3 separate regions of the Homo sapiens genome follow, and all the other regions are linked to region 3. A link is a contact called in ENCODE Hi-C data. All regions are on one chromosome and are shown on one strand. The core of a region is the stretch at or near the end of the contact, and the rest is flanking DNA. Distances in the headings are between cores, read along the strand shown. Region 1 holds the start of RELL1 (RELT like 1). Region 2 holds the start of TBC1D1 (TBC1 domain family member 1). Region 3 overlaps APBB2 (amyloid beta precursor protein binding family B member 2).

What was found. A loop is a pair of places that touch in the nucleus more often than their neighbours do. Pooled maps may share reads with other maps.
Region 1: a map with no recorded cell type shows a loop between it and region 3 (15-fold over the local background). The contact joins the promoter of RELL1 here to the enhancer-like site in region 3. A Hi-C loop is called at or near these places in 3 of 37 single-sample maps with no recorded cell type and 4 of 50 pooled maps.
Region 2: a pooled map shows a loop between it and region 3 (8-fold over the local background). The contact joins the promoter of TBC1D1 here to the enhancer-like site in region 3. A Hi-C loop is called at or near these places in 2 of 37 single-sample maps with no recorded cell type and 3 of 50 pooled maps.

Annotation. Positions count from the first base shown.
Region 1 is chr4:37,684,989-37,688,036 of GRCh38, reverse strand. It overlaps RELL1 (RELT like 1), which reads left to right and starts at 1,661. Exons shown (of 7, transcript NM_001085400.2): 1 at 1,661-1,837. The coding sequence starts at 1,750. RefSeq lists silencers at 963-1,272, 1,453-2,122.
Region 2 is chr4:37,889,748-37,892,609 of GRCh38, reverse strand. TBC1D1 (TBC1 domain family member 1) reads right to left here and starts at 1,526. Exons shown (of 22, transcript NM_001396959.1): 1 at 1,262-1,526. RefSeq lists an enhancer at 89-218 and silencers at 998-1,497, 1,818-2,007.
Region 3 is chr4:40,991,569-40,994,273 of GRCh38, reverse strand. All of the region lies in intron 6 of APBB2 (amyloid beta precursor protein binding family B member 2), which reads left to right. Among named protein-coding and RNA genes, the nearest start is that of APBB2, 220 kb to the left of the region's middle. Within about 2 kb of position 1,418, at least 9 of the 41 ENCODE cell types and tissues checked have a DNase peak (open chromatin) inside an H3K27ac peak, as active enhancers do.

The DNA of each region.
Region 1 (3,048 bases), core at 412-2,911, 3.3 Mb after region 3:
TTAGTTAGAAATCCACATGGATCGCTTTCCTCCGCACACATTCTCAATGTTTATGTTGATATAAAACTAGCAAAGGCTGCCTGCTAAGACTGCCAGACTGTAGGATGCGCTGCCAACTGAGCGCAGGACGCGCAGTGCCCTCCTTGGGCTTCAAAGGGCAGGGGCTCCATCCTTCAGCCTCAGCCATCTGTACTGTAGTGGCCTGAGCTTCTGTCACTGGCAATTCCCACATCAATGCAATGTTTGTAATAATAGTCCAGCAGACTGCGTGGAGGACTCGGTGAGAGAATAAATAGTCCTCTGAAAACTAGAGGTTATCAGTCACCTCAAGGATGAGACCCATCCTGTGAAAACCCACAGCCTCCATGCACCCCCTCTTCTTGCTGGTGTTGAGTATTTGCTCAAGTCCTGCCCTAATTTCCTTCAAGCAAATGCTTGATGGCCCAGTAACAACAGTCTCTACAGGGCAGTAAAAAGGAACTATTCAGAGAGAGCCTCTGAGTCCTATTAATGCTTGTGAAGATGATTCAACTTCAGAAAACACTTCTGACCTCTTAGCGTGTGCTGTCTGTCCTCCATCCAGGCGCTGAGGGCACAGCAGCGAGCAAACACAATGACAATGAGATAATTACAATTTATCATGGTGGCCCAGACATCGTGGGTTTACTCCCTGGCCTCTAATAGTCACCTCGCAGAGCTGATGTGAGGATGTGAGGAGATAATAAGCGTCTGGGCATTGAAAGACCTACTTTGCGGGAGTATGCGCAAGGTGCAATACAAGCACACGATTAAAAAAAAAAGGCAAGTTGTTCCTGAAAATGCATAGAGGTATTTTCCCCAATAGGAGCAGCTTAAATGCAAACAAACAGAGGAAGAAATTTAAGTTATCTTTTCTGCTAATTTCCAAACAACAGAACGTGACATCCAGCACAGCATCACTCCCTAGATCTGCAACCGAGGGGAATGCTAGTGGATAGACATGCCAACAGCGAAAAAAGCCTGTGCTCACTCCAGTGCTGGCCGCTTCTGACTGTCCAGTGCTTCTCGGGGCGCGCTCCCTCTTTCTCTTCCCACGCCCGCCTAGTCCCAGCGACCGAGGGAGGTTGCACCCGGGCGACCCTCCCCCCGCCCCGGGCTCCCGCGTAATCCCGGCCCGGCTTGGAAAGGAAGCGGGCCTGGCAAGTAGAGGCACGGCCGGGCCACGGTGGGCAGGGCGCAAGGGCGGGGCTATAGCCTAACTGCGCCGCCAAGGCTGCTGCTGGGTTTGGAAAGGAAGCGGGAGAGGAGGGGTCGGGCTGAGCTGTGGGTGGGGAAAAGGGCGGGGCCATGGATGGGCCACGTGCCTTCTTAGGTGGAGTCCGGGGCTCGGTAGGGAGAGGCGGGGCCAAGCTGAGGTGGGTGGAGAAAGAGGGCGTGTCCATGGCCTAGCTACGCCGCTGAGGCTGCTGCGGGGTTTGGAAAGGAAGCGGGAATGGCAGGGAGAGGCGGGATCAGGCTGAGGTGGGCGGGGAGTCGGGGGCGGAGCCATGAGTGGACCTCGTGCCGGCTTAGGTGGAGCCCGGGGCGCGCGGGGAGAGGCGGGACCGAGCCGAGGTGGGTGTGGCGTGGGGCGGGGCAATGGCGGGGCGGGGTTCGCCGCTCCCTGGGGCCCAGCCCAGCCACTCGATCAGCCCGCCGGCTCCGGAGCGGCTCTGCCTTCCCGAGCGCGGGACGCGGCGCCCTGGGGGAGGAGGGCGAAGCGACGCGGCGATGGCTCCGCGGGCACTCCCGGGGTCCGCCGTCCTAGCCGCTGCTGTCTTCGTGGGAGGCGCCGTGAGTTCGCCGCTGGTGGCTCCGGGTGAGTGTCCGGTCGTAGCCGGGGCGCCGGGTGCTGAGCCCGGTCCCGGGAGCGCGGAAGGAAGCGAGGGGTCGGGACGGCAGCCCCGCGGCGTCCTGCTTTCTGGCACAGCCGCGGGATCCCGGCACTGAACAACTGGCTGTCCCGCGGCGGTCCGGGCAGGGCGCGGTGCGTGGCAACGGCTCCCGTCCCTCCCCTCCCGCGGGCCCCGCTCCCGCCTTCCCTCCCTGGGGCCTCCTCCGAGGATCTGTGTTCCCCAGCGCTGGGCAGTGCGGGGCGTAGGGACCAGGCCTTCTTCGGGGGCGCTTCCTCCACGGCCGCTCGCCTCGGAACCCCGCGGACCCGTTTCCCGCCGCCCTTGTCCTCAAAGGCGCCGCGAGCGGAAGATCGTGACACAGAGCACCGGGTGCGCTGTCGGCGCCTCCTTCTCCCTTTTAAATACCTTAAAATATCCTAAAACCTGGAGGACTTTGAATCTCTTTCCACGTTTCCATTTATTTGGGTGGTTGATGGATTCTTGTAACAGGTCAAGGAGTCCACATTTCTTCCCATATATCCTGTATAAATCAGGCTCGGAAAAAGGGAAGGCGCGTTGGTAAACTTACATTTTTTTCTTCTTTTTGTTGATTCCTGTCGTCACGAAAGGAACCTTGTGTGGTCAGGGCAGGAAGCCACCAACAGAGATGCTAAAGTGTCACCAACGATGAAGCAGTTTTTAATTGAAATCAATCTTAAGAGGAGGTGTAAGTTTTATGGAAGTCCTATGTCACATCCTTGCTTTTATAATTACAGACACTAGGGATTCCTTACCACCGCTTCCCCTCTTAATTGCCACCTAACAGCTGCAGTTAAAAAAAAAACATACTTACTTGGCCATTTGGGGTTACTACAGCTGGGAATCTGACGTCAGCAAGCTCTTCCAAGCTTGATTTCAGCGGTGGTTCCTCCTCAGGCCCAAATAATAAGCAACTGGAAGCCTTTCAACAGTGACTGTCTCCTCCATAAACATCCATAAACTCTTCCTCCTGAGAACATTTCAGTCGCTTACAACTTTTACACTGACTTAGCAGTTTGGCCTTCACTTTTTCATAGAAACCAGAGCAGGTTGGAAGGGAAGGAGATGGATAATATTGTCTCCTGAGTCTTTTTAGCAGGCCCGTATTTCCGTTAGCCATCCACCTGGGGAAATGGCAGCTAGTGACATGTTTTAC
Region 2 (2,862 bases), core at 277-2,776, 3.1 Mb after region 3:
TTTTTTTCCTATTCTCCTGGTTTGCAAATGGCTGGACAAATCCACAGGAAAGAAATTATTTTAATTATCACCTGATGATTTTATTTCCTGCTTTGAACCACTTAGTCCCTTCCAGGTCTCCTTGCACTCAATAGTGTTAGAATGCTCTACTTGTGTTCACTTCAGAAAATGTCCCCTAAACTCTTTTTTTTTAAGAGATGGGATCTCACTTTGTCACCCAGGCTCCAGTGAGGTGGCACAGTCATAGCTCACTATGGCCTCGAACTCCTGGGCTCAAGTGATCCTCCTGCCTCAGCCTCCCAAGTAGCTGGGACTACAGGTGGGTGCCACCACCCCTAGCTCATTGAAAAAGTTTAGAAGTTTGAACTTGTACAGATAGCTGAGTTTCTTGGGTGTGACCTATTTAAACCAGGTCATTTTTAAATGCTCTTTCAAAGTCTGATTTTATTAATAAATGAAATCATCCCATCATAAGGGAAACAATGAGAAATCTATGAAGGGAAAACATATCCATTAATATGAGGCACCCTGAAAATTAAACTGTTTGGTGGAAGGAACAACCATCACTTTCAATTTCTTTTTAAAGCAACTTCCAGAGAATAAGCTATGTTAAGTAAAATCAAAACAGGAAAAGCCACATCTAGGTGGATTTCAAACGAAATGATACCTCTCTGAAAAAAAAGCAAAAACAAAACCTTAATGCCTGGTGAAGTTTGAGGGGGGTCTCATAATCACAGAGCCATCAGGAAGCGGCTAGAAACAATGAAGCAGGGTTTCAAAATGACTGGTACAGGATGTACCCATAGAAAGAAATGTTGCGCGCACTGGTGGAGCTGCCAAAGTTACTACTGCAAAGTACCCTGAACTTTTAAAGCGTGGCTTGGGGTCACTCTGACCACACTCTTTCCAATCTGGTCGCCTTGCAAACACGCTAGGATAATTGGCGGGAGGGGGGAGGGGAGAGATGCGCGGACCAGTGAGCTGGCGGGGGTTGGGGGAGAAGCCGGCGGAGCTCTCGGGTCGCTAGCAACATTAAGGTTTCGCTTTCGTCCAAGGGCGGCGGGGGTGGGGGGGTAAGGGGGGCAACGAGATGGCAATGAACTTCCTCCCCCGAGAGACCCTGGCCTCGCGTCCGTGGGCGGCCAGATGCCTTCCCCTCCGCGGCCAGGCGGGGCAGGGGCGTGCTGCGGGAGGGGGCGGCCGCGACGCCCCGAGAGGAGCCAGCAGGGTGGCCAGGACGAAGCCCCAGGAAGCGCCTTACCTGTGCCGCGGCGCGCTCAGAGCCCGGGGCCGGGCCGGGACGCGCAGGTGCTTGGGGGCATCCTGGGGACGGCCTGGGCGGGCGGGGAGTCCATCGCACCCGGCTGGCTGCGCTCTTCCCGCCGCGGGGGGACGGGGAGGGGGCTCCCCTCGGCTCGGCGCCCGCCTCTTCTCCACCCAGCTGAGGACACAGCAGGTCCCGCGGCGGCGGCAGCAACAGGCACCGGCGGACGGTGGCGGCACCAGGAGCAGCAGCCGAAGAGGAGGAGGAGGAGGAGGAGGAAGAAGAGGAGGAGAAGGAGGAGGTGTCTGCGCGCGGCTCTGGTTTCCTCCTCCCAGCCTGGGCGAGCGCGCTGGAGGCGAGGGGAAGACAGGAGCCGGGATCTCCCCACTCGGTCCCCGGGGAGCTGGGAGGGGGACTCGGTGTCCTCCTCCTCCCCACTGCGCCGTGTGACTGTGCCTGGGCAGCACGGCCCGGACGGGCGAGTCACACGCGAGCAACAGCTGCTGCACTGCGGGTCCGCCGCGGCCTCCCTCCCCTCCTTGCCACCCCCCGCCCCCAAGCCCGCGGGCCATCCTCAGCCAGTGTCTGTGGGGGGAATAGGGGGGAAGTACTCGGGCCGCCGCCCCATCCAGACCCCTGCGCAGGATCTGGGCACAGCGTTTCCCTGGGGAGCCGGGGGCGCGGGGCCCCGCGCGTGATGCAGGCCCTCGTGGCGGGATGTACAGTCGCACACCCTGTCCTTGGCGGCCTATTTATAGCAGGTGGCACTGCCCGCCGCTTGCTCGGCCTGAGTGGCTCTCAGCAGGTGGCACTGCCTGCCCGCTCTCCGCGCTCCCGAAGGCGCCTCGCCTCATCTGCACCCTCCTCTTCTCCCTCCGAAACAGACGTGGTGGAAACTGCACACAACATGGGGGGCGGGGGCCGGGGGCGACCAAGCCACCTTGCTCTCCCCCGCCTTACCCCTTCTCCCCGTCCTTGGAGGATGGCAAGAGGTGAACTGAGGCACGGATGCCCTATGGGGCGCTGGCATGCGAGGCAGGAAAATCAGGGACTCTGGGAAACAACGAAGGCGAAGTGCCCTCCCGGGATTAAACACCAGGAAACTCCATTTCTAACCAATTGCGGGAGTGACGCAGAGCCTGGATTAGGCGCTTTTTCCTGCCCCGCGAGCCCGGCACACGCGCAGGAACACACACCACACGCACACGCACACCCCAGTGTGCATGCCCCGATCAGGTCTGGGGACATTCCCAGCGGTGATGTAGAGTGCAAGGAAAGACGCGGAGATGTGAAAAGCGGGACAGAGCTCGCTCCCTAAGACTAGGGGATGGCAGTGTGCAAAAAACAGGCGAAGCTCCCAGATCCCTATCCCACCAGGCACAGAGGCGCAACGTCACTCGCAGGGTGGGGAGAGGGATCTGAGAAAAGTAAGAAGCATCACATCCTCTCCAGAGAAGAGTCCGCAGGGAGGGGAGAGCCGGGTGCTCGGAGGAGGCAGTTCCAGACCCCCAGGTGGCATCTTTCTGGATTTTTTTACTTAATGTAGCTGGGGGTGGACTTTAGGGAAGTGGCTGAGCGTTTGAGCTGTACGGTTGGAC
Region 3 (2,705 bases), core at 169-2,668:
GCTCTGTTGCCCAGGCTGGAGTGCAGTGGCGCGATCTCGGCTCACTGCAAGCTCCACCTCCCAGGTTCACGCCATTCTCCTTCCTCAGCCTCCCGAGTAGCTGGGACTACAGGCGCCCGCTACCGTGCCCGGCTAATTTTTTGTAATTTTTAGTAGAGACGGGGCTTCACCATTCACAGGATGGTCTTGATCTTCTGACCTTGTGATCTGCCTGCCTTGGCCTCCCAAAGTGCTGGGATTACAGGTGTGAGCTACCGCGCCCAGCCTCTCCTAGGTGTTTCTTTAAATGTAGATACCTGGGCCCTACCTGTGCCTTACAGACTCAGACGCAGGTAGTGGGTCTCAGGAACCTGCATTTTAACTTCCTCCTCTATGCATCATTTGAGAAGCATGGCTCAGATTCTGACACAGGAACTGCTTTAGTTAGGGCCTTCTGTTGTGTTTGAAGTGCTGTGTTCCTATTATAATGGATACTGATCTGGCTAACATTTAACAAGAATCACAGCCTTAATGAAAAACGTGGAAAACATTTATTTTCTTTTAAAAAATAATATTTTCTTTTGTTTTTGATAGAATCAAGTAGAAGTGGCCAGGCATGATGGCTTATGCTGTAATCCCAGCACTTTGGGAGGTTGAGGCAGGAGGATTGCTTGAGGCCAGGAGTTTGAGACCAGCCTGGGCAACATAATGAGACTTCATCTCTATAAAAAATAAACAAAAAATTAGCTGGGTATGATGGCACGTGCCTGTAGTCCCAGCTACTCAGGAAGCTGAGGTGGGAGGATCTCCTTGAGCCCCGGAGGTCAAGGCTGCAGTGAGCCAAGATCACACCACTGCACTTCAGCCTGGGAGACAAAGGGTAACCCTGTCTCAAAAAACATTTTTGTTAAAAAAAAAAAAAAAAAAAAAAAAGAGAGAAGAGTTCTTAATTGCTCCTGTGCTCCAGAAATTAAACTACTGGAAATCTCTTCTCTTGTTCTTGTCCCTAAAATGGAATTTGTGCCATAAGCTTTACTGCACTATGAACACTGAATATTTAAATCCCAGCTGTGCTATTACTAAATGGATGATTGTGGCTGAGTCACTTAACACCATACGTTTCCTCCTCTGTCAAATAGGGTTAATAATAGTCTCTGCCTTGTGGGGTGGTTGTGATGATTAACTGAAACAAGACATGTGGGGCACAGAACGTAGTGATTGCCATGTAGTAAGGGCTCAGCAAAAATTGGATTTTATAAATATTCTGGTATGGAAAATTAATTCTCCCACTGAAGGAAAAGCACAGAGAGAGAGTAAAAGAGGGACTACGATTGTGTACACAAACAGAAAATAACTTCAGATAAGCAGCAGAGTAGACTAGAACAAGTAGGCAGGAAGACAGTGTTTCACAACGTAGAGATCCTGCACATGGCAGGCCGGCCTATCTCCATCCGGCCCTGTGGTTTGGCTTGTTCGTCATTGCCCATGAGCCTCGGTCTTACTTGAAGGGGTGAGGAAGGTGATGGGTCCTGAGGGTGGTGCAGCTCCCTGGCCTGGACATCGGGGGTCGGTCTTCTGCTCGTGATACTCCTGCTCGCTGGCTTCATACTTCCCGCGTTACTTCCAGGGGTTACCAGCGTTTCCATCCAGTCATTTCACACACCTCATTGAACAATTTTCCAAGTGTTGGTTTGCTCTCTTCCTTACTACATATTAATGAGGTGTCCAAGACTGCTGTTCAGCACGTATCTAAAATGTTGTTTAACTACATCAGAAGGTAAATCTATAGCTGCTGAAGCGAACTAAAAAGCTGTGTCAATCTGGTGCAGTGGCTCACACCTGTAATCCCAGTGCTTTGGGAGGCTGAGGTGGGAGGATAGTTTGAGGCTAGGAGTTTGAGACCAGCATGGGCAACATAGAAAGACCCCCCCCCATCTCTACCAAAAATAAATAAATAAATAAAATTAGCTAAGTGTAGTGCCGTGCACCTTTAGTACCAGCTACTCGGGAGGCTGAGGCAGAGGATGTCACTTGGGCCCAGGTGGTCAAGGCTATAATTATGCCACTGGCTTCCAGCTTGTGCAACAGAGTGAGACCCTGTCTCTTAAAAACAAGCAACAAACAAAAAAGGCAGCTGCATTGATAATCAGTCAGGTAAAGCATCGTCATTTTCACTTTCAAAAAGTTGTTCTGAGTATTAAGTGTTAGCAAAGATGCTTTTCTCTCTGTAGTATTTTTAGCCTTAACAGTTTTCACTCTTAATTTCAGTGTGAGTGTGGTGTGTGTGGTGTCTGTGCGTGAGTGTGAGAGAGAGAGATGGGGAGGAGGAGGGAGAGTGAGAGCAGTGTTCTGATTGTAGAACACCCTCACAGGTAGAATTGTTATAACTTTCTAATTGCAGACCACTCTCATAGAAGATTCTTAAGGAAACCTCAGCCCACCTTCTGAAGGGATGAGACGAGTAGCATCTTCAAGTGAAATGCCCTCTGGGGTCTGAAGGTTCTAAAAAAAATCCTAGAAAACCAAGGAAGATGGTGAATTATGGAAGAACTACCCAGATGATTTTCAAAGCTGTAAATTAACAAGTGTGTCTGTTTTAGGAGGAGGGGGTGAAAAGTCTAGGGTGTGTGTGTGTGTTTTTCTTTCTTCTTTTCTCTGTTCACTTGCCAAAAACAAACAAAAATGACCTCACTTCAGACACAGGGATAAAAGCAGGAGGAAATTGC